Regions from separate parts of the Homo sapiens genome. Here region 2 is linked to region 1. A link is an interaction called in ENCODE POLR2A ChIA-PET data of the cell type or tissue named here. Cell type or tissue: Caco-2. All regions are shown on one strand. Links, peaks and the distances in the headings refer to the core of each region. The heading gives the core; the rest is flanking DNA.

The links. ChIA-PET counts read pairs that join two places held together with the same protein. Peaks named below come from ENCODE experiments on the same cell type or tissue, not always from the same donor. Only the 100,000 strongest peaks of a DNase experiment are listed, where the experiment ranks them.
Region 2: POLR2A ChIA-PET joins it to region 1 with 5 read pairs; 3 of 35 experiments call an interaction of 5 or more read pairs at or near these places.

What each region holds. Positions count from the first base shown.
Region 1 is chr1:228,057,620-228,064,855 of GRCh38, reverse strand. WNT3A (Wnt family member 3A) reads right to left here. Exons shown (of 4, transcript NM_033131.4): 4 at 3,585-5,870. The coding sequence ends at 5,391. Among named protein-coding and RNA genes, the nearest start is that of LINC02809, 15 kb to the left of the region's middle. RefSeq lists an enhancer at 17-990. In Caco-2, for the core only: no CTCF peak of the experiment used is centred there; DNase peaks (open chromatin) are centred at 4,293 and 4,995; H3K4me3 peaks cover 2,214 bases; H3K27me3 peaks cover 127 bases.
Region 2 is chr1:228,117,011-228,123,943 of GRCh38, reverse strand. No RefSeq gene overlaps it. Among named protein-coding and RNA genes, the nearest start is that of MRPL55, 11 kb to the right of the region's middle. In Caco-2, for the core only: no CTCF peak of the experiment used is centred there; no DNase peak of the experiment used is centred there.

The DNA.
Region 1 (7,236 bases), core at 3,237-7,236:
CATGGGGACCTGGAGCTGGCCTTGCACCTGCCTGCTGCGGTCCCAGCGTCCTGGGGAGGCCAGGCTGGCAGCCTCCAGGATCCTCCTTGAAGGGAGGAAACTGAGGCCCCAGGATCCTGAAAGTAGGTGTCAGGAGGGGAGTGTCAGAGAGAGGAGGAGTGCCCAAGTTGGGGGCTGGCCACACCCCTCCAGGACTTCAAAGCATGGAGGGTGAGATGTGCAGGGGGCTGGGCAGGGGAGCCCTGGTGGGGTGGGGCCCCACTACCTCCGGGCCTTTTATATGGTTATTCCTGTCCTGTCTCAACTACCTGCGAACAGGCCCACCAGGCGCATTTCCTCCCTCTGCAGGGCGGGTGGGCAGGATGGGCTATAAACGCCCTGGGGGGTGGCTTCTGAGACTGACTTGGAGGCCTGCAGGCTCCGGGGGGGTTGGGGGCTGGGGCTCCCGGGGTGATGCCTGCCCTTGGCAGGTGAGGGAGGCCATGCACCAGGTGCAGCAGCCCAAGCCAGCAGGCCCGTGGGAGGGAAGACCTCCCTTGGCTCACTGCCTTTTACATAGAAAAGAAACTGAGGCCCAGGCAGGAGTGGGCCTTGCTCCTACACAGGGTGAGTTGAGCGTTTCACCTCCCAGCCCCCATTGCCTATAAACTGGGGTGTGTCCTATGGCCCCAGGGGCTGCAGACCAGCCGACCCCCATTCCTCAGAAACACATCCAGAACCTCTTGTGGGGTCACCCTCTGTCTGTGCTAGGGCCACAGTGGGGATGGGGACAGCTGAGACCATCTTCACAGTGGTCCTTCACACCTGGCCTGCAAGGGGACCTTCGGCTCTCCACCCAGATGGCCCCCTGGGTCTCCAGCAGACTGTGTGTCCTCAGGCCAGCACCATCTCCTCTCTGGGCCCCAGCAGCGGAGATAGAGCCTGGGTGCTGGGGATCTCTCTGGGGCCTACCTCAGCTTTGAGCCCCGAGTTGGCCCTGGCCTGGATCTGGGTGTGGGCTCTTGCCCCGGCCTATGCTGACTGCTCAGGTCCCTGCAACCTGGCAGCCATGCCCATGATCTCGTGCCCTCTGCCTGCCCAGCCGCCTCCCGGCTGGGTCAGTGTCTGTCATCTGCAATGCCCCTGGCACTGGGGCCCAGTAGGTGCTAATTAGGGTGGCTGTGACCTGGGTCCCGACTAAGAGGCACTGTGCCCATGGGCTGGGGCTGACCAGGGGCTCCTGTGGGGCACTGCCCTCCCCCAAGGACTGACCCTTTATGGCTATTGCTCAGGAAGGCCTGGCGGGTTGAGCGGGCTTGGGGTCCCCCCACTGGTGATGCACCACAGGGGTCCTATGCCCTTAGTCACTGGCTCCCTCTTTGTAGACGGTAGCACAGCTGCCCTTGGTGCCCCCCGGGAATTCCAGTGGCCCTGCCTATGGAGGGTCAGGGCTGCCCTGGAGCAGTGGGTGACCCACCTGGGATGGGTGTCACGGCCCCAGCCAATGAGGCCATGGCTGGGAGTGATATTGGGGTGCCCACCAGACCTTGGGGGTGCATGGAAGCTGAGGCACAGTTTTGGGAGGCAAAGGAGAGGGGTGCCTGACCTCCAGAGTCCTGGACCGGGTCCCTTCTCCCTTGGCCCTGACAGGCCCTGGGTAGCTCTGTGCTCCCATGGCTGGTGGCTCTGGAGAAACACTCCCTCCCTACAACCACCCCAGCAGCCACACTTCAGCCCTCATCCCCTCCTGGGCCTGGCCTCCTTGACTGTCCTCGGGTGGGAGCCTCTGCTTCATGAGGTTCTGCAAGGCTGCTGCAGGCAGGGGTTGGGCAGCAGCCAGACCTGGGCAGAAGCCCTGTGCAGCCAGCAGGGTATGGTAGAGGGCGGTATGCTCTCTTGCTCCGTGGGTGCTGTGAGGCTTCACTATGCCAGCACTGTGAGGAGGCCCTGGGCAGTGAGTGGGGTGGAAAGACCTGACCTGGGGTGGGGAGGAGCAGGGCTCTGGTGGGGGCCGGGCTGGATCTGTAGCCTTAGGGAGGTGGATGAGGCACAGGACCAGGGGGACCTAGGAAGTGGATAGTGAGGGGCAGGTGGGGGGTTTGGGAAGGCCAGGCTTCTAGTGGACCCGTCACAAAGGTCAGGAGCAAGGGCTCTAGCTTGAAAATGGTGCCCAGAGAGGGTGGCCAGGCCCAGTGTGGCCTAGAGAGGGTGTCCTGCTGGGCAGCCGTGAGGGCACCTTGGGGTGAGGGTGTGGGGAGGGAGGTCAGCAGTCCCTCAGGCCCCTCTGCCCAGCCTTAGCTGCATGCCCTGGGCCTGTGCCCTCAGGGTCCAGGACAGCAGGTGCGTGGCAGGGTCAGGGGACACTGTTCCTGGAGGGGTTATGCTCCTGCCTGGGGCTGGCCCTTCTCTGGCTCTTGAGGCCTGGGGATTGTGTTCCCATGACCTCCATGCCTAGGACGCTGGTGCACCCACCCCACTCCTGGGGCTGCCTTGACCCCCCTTCCTACCATGGGGCACACTGGGGGATGGCCAGCCATTCCTGTTCTATGAAGGCCTGGCTCCCCGCCGGCGTGCACATGGCTTGAGTATGGTGGCTGTGTTGGGCCCGGCCTGCAGGCAGGTACACTGGCTGCTCCTGGCTGCCCCATCTCCATAGCTTCTTCCCTTGGCATTCACTGCCCTGAAGGTCTGGCTGAGCATCCAGTCAGGGCCCAGAGATGGGCATGGGGACTGGACAGGCATGGGAGGGCAGAGAGTGGAGCAGAGATCCTTGGTGGGGCTGGGACGGGGAAGGCATGGCCTTGAGACAGCCCTTGGGCTCCTGCTGCCTGTTTCCAGAGGCACACCCAGCACCCCTAGTAAGGCCTCATGAGGGCTCCTGTCGGCAGGATGGCTCACCTGTTCCAGGGGCTCTCCCTGCCTTCCTTGGCTGGGGAAAGGAGATGGGGGCTCGCACAGGGGGCACCCCTGTGCACAGCCCCACGAGGTGAGGATCCCAGAGGAACTCCTGATGGCCAGTCCCATCCCAAGGTCCTGCTGGGATCCAGCTGATCCTATACCACCAGGCCACTGTCCCCAAACCTAGAGAGGGGGCACATCCATAGCTGGTGCTAAGGTATCAGCTGAGTGAGTACAGGCTCTGCGGGAGGGGAGGTGGTGGGCGTCTTGCTGCTCTACTGACTTGTTGGGGGCTCGGCCAACCCCCTTACCTTAGGGCTGCCTACCTGGGGCCTCCAGGTGCCTGCTGCTCTCTCCCTGTCAGAGGCTCTACTCTGCTCCAGGCCTTGGTGCCAGTGGCCGTTCCCTCATTTCCTCAGCTTGGCTATCCTTATTCCTTCCCCATGGAATTCCAGCTCTGGAGGTCCCCTGCCCATCACGGCCCTGGGGCATCCCCCTGCCCCCGGACCCAGGCCCTGAGCCCCTGAGTGGGCATCTTCTCTACTCTTTCAACACCGTGCTGACCCACCACCAAACATCCAGCCCAGACCACAGCCTTGATGGCTTGTTTCTCTTTTTTCACTTTTCCCATTGTTTGAAACCCACAAGCTATGACTAAAACAATTTCTTTCATAGAAAGAAAAGGGAAAAAAAACACAACACATCTATTCGTCTAACTCCGTTGGACAGTGGATATAGCAGCATCAGATATAACATTAAAACCAAAAACGCAGAATTTGAGGCAGAGGATGGCGGTGTGCCCTCTTTTGGGCTCTTGGGGCGCCCCGCCTGGCCGCTTCTTCTCCCCGCACCTTGAGGGTGGGAGCCGGTTCACAGTGGCAGAGGCTGAGGGGCGCTGGCCATGAGGCAACCAGGGATATGGGCCGGGTGGGTTCAGCGGCCTCCCCATTCATTCCCGGGCCAGGCGGATGAGTCAGGAGGGGCCGGGCCATTGGCTCCAGGAAAGCGGACCATTTCTCCAGTCCCGCCATGAGGGGCCAGGAAGGGGGCCGGCCCATCTCAGGGCTGTGGGACCTTCGCGAGCAGCACAGTCGGGGGGTTGATGCCCCCCAAACCTCCCGAACGCCCCCAAATGAGACCAGCAGCTCTGGGCAGCCTGGGGGGCTGGACCTCTCTTCCTACCTTTCCCTTAAGGGGCTGTGGACAGGCGGAGGAAAGGGAGGGACGGGACGAGAGGCTTCTATCTCTCCTGTAGCTGGATGGAGTGCAGGTGGGGAGACCCGAGGGCAGGGAGGAGGGGCTGGGCAGCTGCAAAGAAGGGGGCGCAGCTGAGCAGAGCAGAGACGGGCGGGGCCTGGGGCGCAGCAGGCCAGTTCCCTGGCAGGAGTACCTGACGGTGTGGGAGCCCGGGCAGGGCGGGCCTCTTTGGGAGGGCCTCGGTCGCTTGCCTCTGCGAAGTCCCTGTCCTCTCCCAGGACTAAGCTTGGTCTTGGGGTTGGGGGCTGGGAGGCCCTTCAGGCTTTCCCCAGGTAGGGCCCCTGGTCAGGTGGGTGGTCAAACCCCAGGCTGAGGAAGGGGTGGCACAGGCGTCGGCGCGCCTGGAGCATTCCAAAGCCAGGCGCTTGGAGAGGGGCCCTCGGATCCCAGGGGCACGGGTTGGGGACCCGACTCGCTTCATGGAACCTTCCCAGCTCGACGCAGGGGTGGATGGAACCTTACAGGGGGTTGGGGATGAGGTGGCTGGTGGGCTGAATTTCCTGCTCTGGAGCCGGGATTCCTGCAGAAGCCACGCCTTAATCAGGAGGGCGGTTCCCAGGGAAGAGTCCCACCCGCGGAGAGAAGCCCCGCCCCATTGGAGCCTGGTCCCAGAGAAGCCCCACCCACAGGAAGGAGCCTATGCAGGCCACGCCCACCCAGAGCCACAGCCCCCGTGGAAGGGGCCTTGCCCTGGTCAGGAGAAGCTCTGCCCCATCCAGGAAGAAGCCTCATCCACCATAAAACCCCACTCCTAAGGAGGCGCTCCGCCCTCAGGGAGCAGCCTACCCCAGAGCCGTGCCCCATCCTAGAGCCCCGCCTCCTTCAGGAGGAGCCCCGCCTGCAGGTAGAAGCCTACCTAGTGCCCCGCCCACCCAGAGCCACGCCCTTACTGGGAGGGGCCTCGCCCCCGCAGGAGAAGCCCTGTCCCACCCAAGAGAAGCCCCGCCCAATCTGTAGCCCCGCCTCTGTCCAGGGGAGCCCCGTCCCCAGGGAGAAGCCAACGCAGAGCCCCTCCCCATCCTGGAGCTCCGCCTCATTCAGGAGCAGCCCAGCCACCAGAGAGGAGACACTAGCTCCAGGGAGGAGCCCTGCCTTCAGGTAGGAGTTCTGCCCCCAGGTAGGAGCCCCACCCCCAGGGAGGAGTCCCGCCCCCAGGGAGGAGTACTGCCCCGTTTAGGTGGGAGTCCTGCTCCACCCAGGGAAAAGCCCACCCTCAGGCAGGGCCCGCCCCGTCCAGGGGGAGCCGCGGCCGGTGCCTACTTGCAGGTGTGCACGTCGTAGACGCGCGTGCACTCCTGGCAGCTGACGTAGCAGCACCAGTGGAACACGCAGCGGCACTTCTCCCGGCGCCGCTCCGCTCGCGCGTTGTGGCCGCGGCCGCAGCACAGCAGGTCGCAGCCGTCGATGCCGTGCGAGCTGACGTTGCAGGTGCGGTCGCGCGTGCCGAAGGAGCCCGTCTCAGGGTTGGGCTCGCAGAAGTTGGGCGAGGCCTCGTAGTAGACCAGGTCGCGCTCCGTGGGCACCTTGAAGTAGGTGTAGCGCGGCCGCAGGGTCTCCACCCAGCCGCGGGACTCCCGGTGCTTCTCCACCACCATCTCCGAGGCGCTGTCGTACTTGTCCTTGAGGAAGTCACCGATGGCGCGGAAGTCGGGTTGCGACCACCAGCATGTCTTCACCTCGCAGCTGCCCGACAGCCCGTGGCACTTGCACTTGAGGTGCATGTGGCTGGCGATGGCCTGCGGGGCACGCGCAGGAGCCAGCGTCAGGGCGGCCCCCTGGTGCGTCTCCCCGAGGAAACAGCATTACATGTCGCCTGCAGCCTACCTGCTCCATAAAGCCCCCGGGCAGAGGGGGCAGACTCCCAGGCAGGGCCCCAGGGCCACCCCCTTCCTATGGTGCAGATACTGGTGCCTGCTCCCTTGCCAGACCCAAGCCTTCCCAGGTCAGGGCTTGGGGGGCTCCCCTCTTCCCGTCTCCTAGCTGAGTACTTCTACACTGTCTAGGGTGGAGCGAATGAAGGACAGAGCTGCAGCGTGGGATGCCATACACGAAGAGCCACAGCAGTCAGAGTGCAGGGATGCAGGGGGATAGGCGTTCCTTCTGACCCTGAGGACTCAGGCACGCTGCCCAGAGGTGTATACGGCTGGGTGGAAAGGCACGAGTCCTGAGCATGAGTAAAGAGAGTGGCCCAGGAAGCTGGTCACTGTATGGGGACTGCAGAGGAAGAGGAAGGCAATGTTGGGACATAAGGCTGTTGGGGGACCGGGCAGGACCTCGCTGAGGAGCGAACGGTTTCCCCTATGGGCAGTGTAGAACTCAGCTTCTTTTCCCTTCTTTCTTTGGGGAAGGGGTAGGGGTGAGCGTGAAGGGGCATGTGAACATCAGAACAGTCTAGGTGGCACTGCACTGTGGCAGCCACTGGACAGACAGGAGCCCATGAGGCATGGCAGTGTGAATTCAGAAATGCTATACGTGCCAACTGCATGCTGGATTCCCAAGACTTAGTGTAAGAAAAGGATGAGAAACAGCTCATTCATAATTTTAATACTGACTACATTATTGAAATGATAGCATGTTGGCTATCCTGAGTTAAATCAAATTTGGTATTAAAATTTGTTTCTGGCCGGGCATGGTGGCTCATGCCTGTAATCCCAGCACTTTGGGAGGCCAAGGCGGGTGGCTCACTTGAGGCAAAGCCACGTGTCTATTAAAAATACAAAAATTAGGCGTGGTGGCGGGAACCTGTGATCCCAGCTACTTGGGAGGCAGAGGCAGAATTGCTTGAGCCAGGAGGGGGAGGCAGCAGTGAGCGGAGATTGCGCCACTGCACTCCATCCAGCCTGGGCTACAGGGCGAGAGTCTGTCTCAAACCAAACCAAACCAAATCAAAACCAAAAAAACTTGTTTTACCTGTTTACTCTTTAAATGTGGCTACTAGAAAATTTATAATGATCTTTGTGTCATTTGTGGGACAAATTATAATAATCTATGAGCCATTTGTGGCTCCCATTCTATTTCTATTGGACAGTTCTAATCTAAGGCTTCAACTGGGCTCTGGGTCCCAATCCTGCCTCCTCCTCGTCCCCTTCTGGCTCTTTCTTG
Region 2 (6,933 bases), core at 868-4,867, 61 kb before region 1:
AAGAGTAAGTGCATGTAAGATATTTTGAAACATAAATTACTGTTCACAGGGGCTTATTGCAGGCAGTGTTTGTTCATTGGTGGTGCTGGCTGTTGCTAGCAGAGGTGTAACTGAACTCAGGTCTGGGCCACTTGTAGCTTGAAAGGCAAAAACTCAAGAGACAAGCTTTGGTGAAAGGAAAGTTAGCTTTATTCAAGAAGCCAGCAACCCAGGGAAGGCAGTGAACTAGGGTTCAAAGATCACCTTTCTGAGTCATGCTTCTAAATCAGGGGTTTTTAAGGGAAATTAGGGAGAATAATGAAAACATTCTTGTGAAACGTGGGCATTCTCAGGTGGGCATTTAATCCTTGCCTTCTTGGTCAATGCTTTGTGGCCTTCTGTGGGTATGGTCAGGCCGGCCAATTCATTCCCAGAGCTGTTGGTTGGCACATTTTAAAAAATCTCTGTTGAAGGTCCTCTTTTTCTGAGGCTGTTTTTAGTGAATAATCTAAAGACTCAAGCAAAGCAATAATTGTATTCAAGCAAGCAAGCTTTCCTCTAACATGGAGTCAGTACTGTTACAGAGGCTCTTCATAGAAGAGCCCCTTCTTCCATGGAAGTGACTTAACTGAAAGTTCTGATAGGGAAAGTCACCTGCTTATGTCACAGCTCTGCACTGGCCCACCCCACTTGCCCCTGCAGTGACTTAGGTCACCACTGTGCAGGCCTGGCTTAAGTCAACCCATGCCACCCCCTTGGGTTGTCAGCCTTAGAAAGACTGGCTTCCTAAAAGAAAACATTTTATTTGAGAATAGCAAAAGATTGCAACCAAAGGTATGCATGTATGATATTGTGAAATATACATATTTAGGCTTTGTCTCCATTTTGGGGGCTCAGAAACAGATATCCCCAAAATATGGCGCTTTGACATGCAGAAATGAAGAAGCTGCAAGGTCTCTCTGACCTTCCCCACCTCATGTCTCCCAATTCTCTGTCTCTCCCAAAGCACAGGATAAAGTTGTTCTCTGAAGCTCCCTTATCTGCCTAAAGAAGGAAACAATTATCTCTGGTCCCTTCCCTGAGTTTTTATTAACTGAATTCATATTGCAGGGAGAAAGTCTGAAGTCAGTCCACCTGGACAGATGTCACAAACCACCGTCTACCCTCTGAGCCCAACAGACTTCGTGGAGGCCATTGTATGTTCTTCAAGCCCATTGAACTCCCCTAAAAATCATTTACTGAGCTCCTAAAATCATTTATGCTTCCCCATCTCCCTTGCCCTTAAGGGCAAGTAACCATCTGTACCCCACTCAGTGGTGGGGTAGTCACTCTGAGATTTTCTCCCATCATATTAATAAATTTGTGTGTCATATATATTCATCGCTGTTTTGTCAGATGATTTTCAGCAAATCTTGAGGGTGAAAGGTCTTTCCTGGCATACAACACCTGAAGTCCTTGAAATCTCTATAAGTAAGTGATTTTTTGTATGCTAATGAGTTGGCTGGTGGCTGGCAGCCCCTAGGTAGCTTCAGAATGGGGCTGGTCACTGAAAAGATCAAGGCAGGATTGGAATTTTCAGCCTCATCCCCACCTCCCCATGTCTGGGGAGGGGAAAGGGACTGAAGGTTAAACTGAGTACCTATGGCCAGTGATTTAGTCAATCATGCCTAAGTAATGAAGCCTCCATAAACACCCCAAAAAGACTAGGTTTGGAGAGCTTGGGTAGCTGAACACGTGGAGGTTCATGGAGGGTGGCTGACCCACAGAAAGCGTGGAGCTTTCAGCCCCATAACTCGCCCTGTGCATCCGTTCATCTGTATGCTTTATAATAAACCAGGAAACCTAAGTGTTTGAATTCTGTGAGCTGCTCTAGCAAATTAATCAAATCCAAAGGGGGTCCTAGGATCCATACTTTATAGCTGGTAGGCCAGAATACAGCTAAAGCAACCTGGGGCTTGTGATTGGCATTCAAGTAGAGTCGAACTGAACAAAGGAAACCGAGCTGCTATCCGCTGCAGAACTGATTGCTTGCTTAGTGTGTGGGGAGAAATCCCCATCTGGTGTCAGAAGCATGTTGTGATAGCCAATGATTAAAGATTTTTTTTTTAAAAAAGTGTGTTCTGAGAGTATAATGTGAAAAACTCTTTGTTTTAATCCACTCAGCATCTACGAAAGTCATAGCCCACCTGAGGAAAATCAGGACAAAAGGGAGTTTTTAAAGACAAAGAGAAATCCCTGCAAACTGCTTTGAAACTGTCAACCTAAAAAAAAAAGTAGAGAAAATTATCTCTAAATATGTTGAGTTTACTTGGGAATGAGAAGAAATGAGGATTATAATTCAGAATGCACAGAAGAGTGTGTTAAAGTGAACTAAATATGGCCTGAGGGCTCTATACTTCTATATTTAAGTTTTTGTGGATGAACTGCAACCTAGCTTAATAGGTAGACAAGATCGAAAACTTAGGAGTATGTGCCTGTAACAATAGCTAAGTCTGGGCCAATCCCAGATGCCATACTTCAACCATTCATACCCTGCTGAGTGTTCAAACTGTGTTCAAATAAGGCAAAGGCTAACCTGTAACCAATCCAACCGTTCTGTACCTCACTTTCGATTTGTGTACGTCATTTCCCTTTTTTTGTCTATAAATCTTCTTCCACCATGTGGCTGCACTGGAGTCTCTGTGAATCTGCTGTGATTCTGGGGGCTGCCCAATTCACAAATCATTCATTGCTCAGTTAAACTCCTTTAAATTTAATTTGGCTGAAGTTTTTCTTTTATCAGGTTGTGTCAGAAGTGGGATTCGAGGTAGAGCCTCTAGCAACCCCCAGGAGTGCTGAGTGAATATGCATGGTACCTGCAGGACCCACTTGTGTCCACTGATCTCTTGGAGCAGCTGAGGATTGTGGGTAAGCTCTCAGATTTCAGAGCTCCACAGATTTGTGTTTTGAGCTCTCTGAGTTTCTTTGAGCAAATTCCTGATTCAAACTGGGTTTGGAAGTCATGACACAAACTGGGCTGGGTACAGGAATGGATTTGATCCGGGAATTAACTGGCTTTGATCCAGTTAGAGGCCTTTTACATATGACTGAGTCAGAAACAAACTGGTAGTAAGCAGTAATATTGCAGGGGTTATAAAATTTGGCTTTTGAAAATTCACAGGAATTTTTGTGTTCTACCCCTTTGTTTCATTTTTCTTGCGCACTTAAGTAGGAAAAATCATTGGCTAAGTTAATTAAGAGAACCTGAGAATAAAGCCAATATTTTAGTTAAAAATAGGATTCTTAATTTCTGGAAAACTGAGTTCCTTCTGGATTACACATTAGGCCTAGGAGGCAGCAAAGTCTCACAGAAATGGCAAAATCTTACTAAAGATAACTTACAGTGGAATGTTCTGAATGAGCAACACATTGAAGTACATTTTAAAATGAGGGCTCTCAGTAAAGTCCCTTTTGGCTAAGAACGGGTTAGGCACTATGGAATGTTAACTGCTATTCTCTTTGGAATAATTTGCCTTGTACTCTTTGCTGATGGTTGTGGGTGACAAGATTAGGCATGTATGTACAGGATAGTGGCACATAGGGAGATTTTTCCTCCCAAATGGGGAAACTTGAGAGCTGATGGGACTGCTGGAAAAGACATCTTTGCTACTGACATTCGGCCGCCTGAACTTTGCAGTATTGCTGCAAAGAGTCGGTCTTGCTCTGGCCTTCCTGAGCTCTTCACCTTCCCCATCCTGCCATGGGTAATACTTTTATTTCTCTACCTTTCCTTTCCTATCTTTTCTGTTACTCAGGGAAACCATCTTGCCCAGAGACCATATGTTGAAACTCCTAGTCAGAGGTTGGATTAAAGACAATGGGGCCCATCTGGGGGCAAATTTAAGTCTTGCCAGTTTGATATTGGCTGCTAAGCAGAGTGGCTAATGTCTGTGTTTTATCACACATATTTTGCTCTGGCCAGAATGAAAAAAGAAAATTTTCCTTTGTGTTGTGTCTTGGCCCCCAGGACTATGGTGCAGCCAGCTGGGTCATTAGGGCCACTCAGGGAAAGAGAACCCAGAAGCCTGGTATGCCGGCAAAAGGGTAAGAATTTCTTACCAGTCAGACTTCTGATCTCTCTCTCTCTCTCTGTGCAAACTCATTGAATGAATGGTAAAAATCACTGTTTATCTCCTCTGTAAATTTTGATTAATGGAAGAAAGGATTTGTGAGGCTGGTCTTAAACTGTAGCAAATCTGGTGTGCTTTGCGTGTCTTTCTGTGTTGTTCTGTCATAAAGAGGGGTACCTTAGGATAGAACACAGGCTTAGGACGCCCATAAGCCCACTTTACAAGATGGCTCAGCAAATTGGTCAGTTATGTCCTTGGGAGCTTGACCTTGTAATTATGTGGCCATGCTTTCTCTTTTCAGAATGGCGGCCCGGGTTCAGGGTTCAATCCCTAGATTAAGGGATGAACCTTTCTGATTAATATTTGGGTGACCTTTGCCATTTTTAAATTCTCTTCCCCTCCACCAACTGTCTTGAATTTTCCCTTCTCAGAGCACCTATGAGGTTACTTTTGGTAAAGTTTAAAAGCCAGAAATATCAGCCATTTGGCCTGGCTAAAGTCAGGTAATAAGAAATTTTAGAAAGACTTTATTAAAGAGTTCTATGGTTAAAAGTCAGCTTAATTAAAAGCAGATATTCAGGCTCTAACAGCCTGGAGCTCCTTGGGAAAAACAGGAGGCACCAGAGACCCTTTCCTGGCCCTGTTCCTCCGAGGACTCCGCCCTAAAGTGAATAATCCAATTAAGAAACTTAAAAACTGGGAAAAAATCTTACAACTACTGTAGTAATCTTCTTCAGTCTGTCTGTGTAGTTATATATGTGTTGTTGTGTGTGTAATGTTTATATAAAAGAGCTCTAATTGGCTTAAACAAAAATAAGCACTTAAATATTTTAAAATAAAAACTGTAATGCCTTTTATTCATGTAACTTTAGTAATCTTTGGAAAATAAAAACAGCTTAAAAATTATTGATAAAATAGGCCAGGTGGCGCGGTGGCTCACGCCTGTAATCCCAGCACTTTGGGAGGCCAAGAGGGGCGGATCACGAGGTCAGGAGATTGAGACCATCCTGGCTAACATGGTGAAACCCCATCTCTACTAAAAATACAAAAAATTAGCTAGGCATGGTGGCAGGCCTGTAGTCCCAGCTACTTGGGAAGCTGAGGCAGGAGAATGGCGTGAACCGGGGAGGCAGAGCTTGCAGTGAGCCCAGATCATGCCACTGCACTCCAGCCTGGACAACAGAGCGAGACTCTGCCTCCAAGAAAAAAAATTATTAATAAAATGAAGACATTTATTTTAGCCTAAAATTTATGTATTTAGTGTTTAGTCTAAATTATGCAGGTCAGATATTTATTATTTAGTATTTAGTCTAAATTATGCAGGTCAGATATTAGGTTTCCTTAATGCCTTAAGGTCATATACTGCTTTGACTTTTGAAAATTGTTCAAATAATTTTGGAGACATTAAATTCTAAATAAGGCCTGGGAATATGTGGAATTAGCCATGCCCCCTAGCTATGAAAAGAAGTTTGTAAAGAAAAGAGACTTTATATAAGAAAGGGTCTTGTAAGCTAAATTCTTATCCTGAAGTAAAATGACTGGTTATTTAAAAGAGGGATGTTTAAGACAAGTCAGAAAATCCAAGCATGTCATAGATGCTCTGTGTAAGTTGTGAAAGGATTCGTAAAAGAAAATTTATGCACCAAAAGTGAAAGTTGCTAAGAATTACCATTATAACATGTAATTGAAACTACTGAAAAAAATAGGTTTTACGAGGTGTGTAAGGAAAATGAAATGTGTTTTTGGTTAAGAGATTATAAGAGGGCATGGGAATATAAATTTTTGCCTACTTTAGAGGGTTAAGGGATTGTTTTAAATTAAATTAAATTAAAGGTTTAAAGAAATCGTGGAAGGTTTGTAAAAATTAACCTTGTAAAAGAAATTCTATGTGTGAAAATATTGACTAAATTTAAAGGGGTATTATTTGTTTTTTCCCTAAATTGAACGTCAAAATAAAAGTACAACAGGGTTTTCTTAAAGCACTAATCTGCTTTTTAACAAAAATTTGTAAAGGGTTATAAAAGGTTTATGAAAATCTCACCTTATGGTCAAACTGATTAAGATTGGATACATTTGTCTATGAGGTTATATTAAAAACTGTGGTTGACATTAATAGTACACTAATGCAAGGGTGAAATTTGGCTTTCTCTGTTGAACAAAATTTTCATGTAATATTGAAAGATAATGAAAGATTTTGTTTGCCTTTTAAATACACTACTAAAAAAAAGGGGAGGGGGGAATACACAAGACAGATTATTTGGAAAGGTAAGTCTTCTTTCTATTAATGAGTAAAAGGTTTTTGCCTTTTGAAAAATGTTTGAGTCATCATTTTGGCTAAATGAATGACTTATGGTAAACCGGAATTCTAGTTCATAATATCAAATGTTTTAAACCTTTAACATTTTTTTTTTGAGATGGAGTTGCGATCTTGTTGCCCAGGCTGGAGTGCAATGGCACGATCTCAGCTCACCGCAACCTCCACCTCCTGGGTTCAAGCTATTCTCCTGCCTCAGCCTCCTGAGTAGCTGGGATTACAGGCACGCACCACCATGCCTGGCTAATTTTGTATTTTTAGTAGAGACAGGGTTTCTCCATGTTGGTCAGGCTGATCTGGACCTCCCGACCTCAGGTGATCCACCTGCTTTGGCCTCCCAAAGTGCTGGGATTACAGGCATGAGCCACCGTGCCTGGCCTTAAACCTTTAACATATTTAATAGTCTTCCAAAAATCAAATTTCATCTTCAAAATGGTCTTTTCTCTCTGTCTCTCTGGCTTTTTTGTTTTTGTTTTTTTTTGAGATGGAGTCTTGCCCTGTCACCCCGGCTGGAGTGCAGTGGTTTGATTT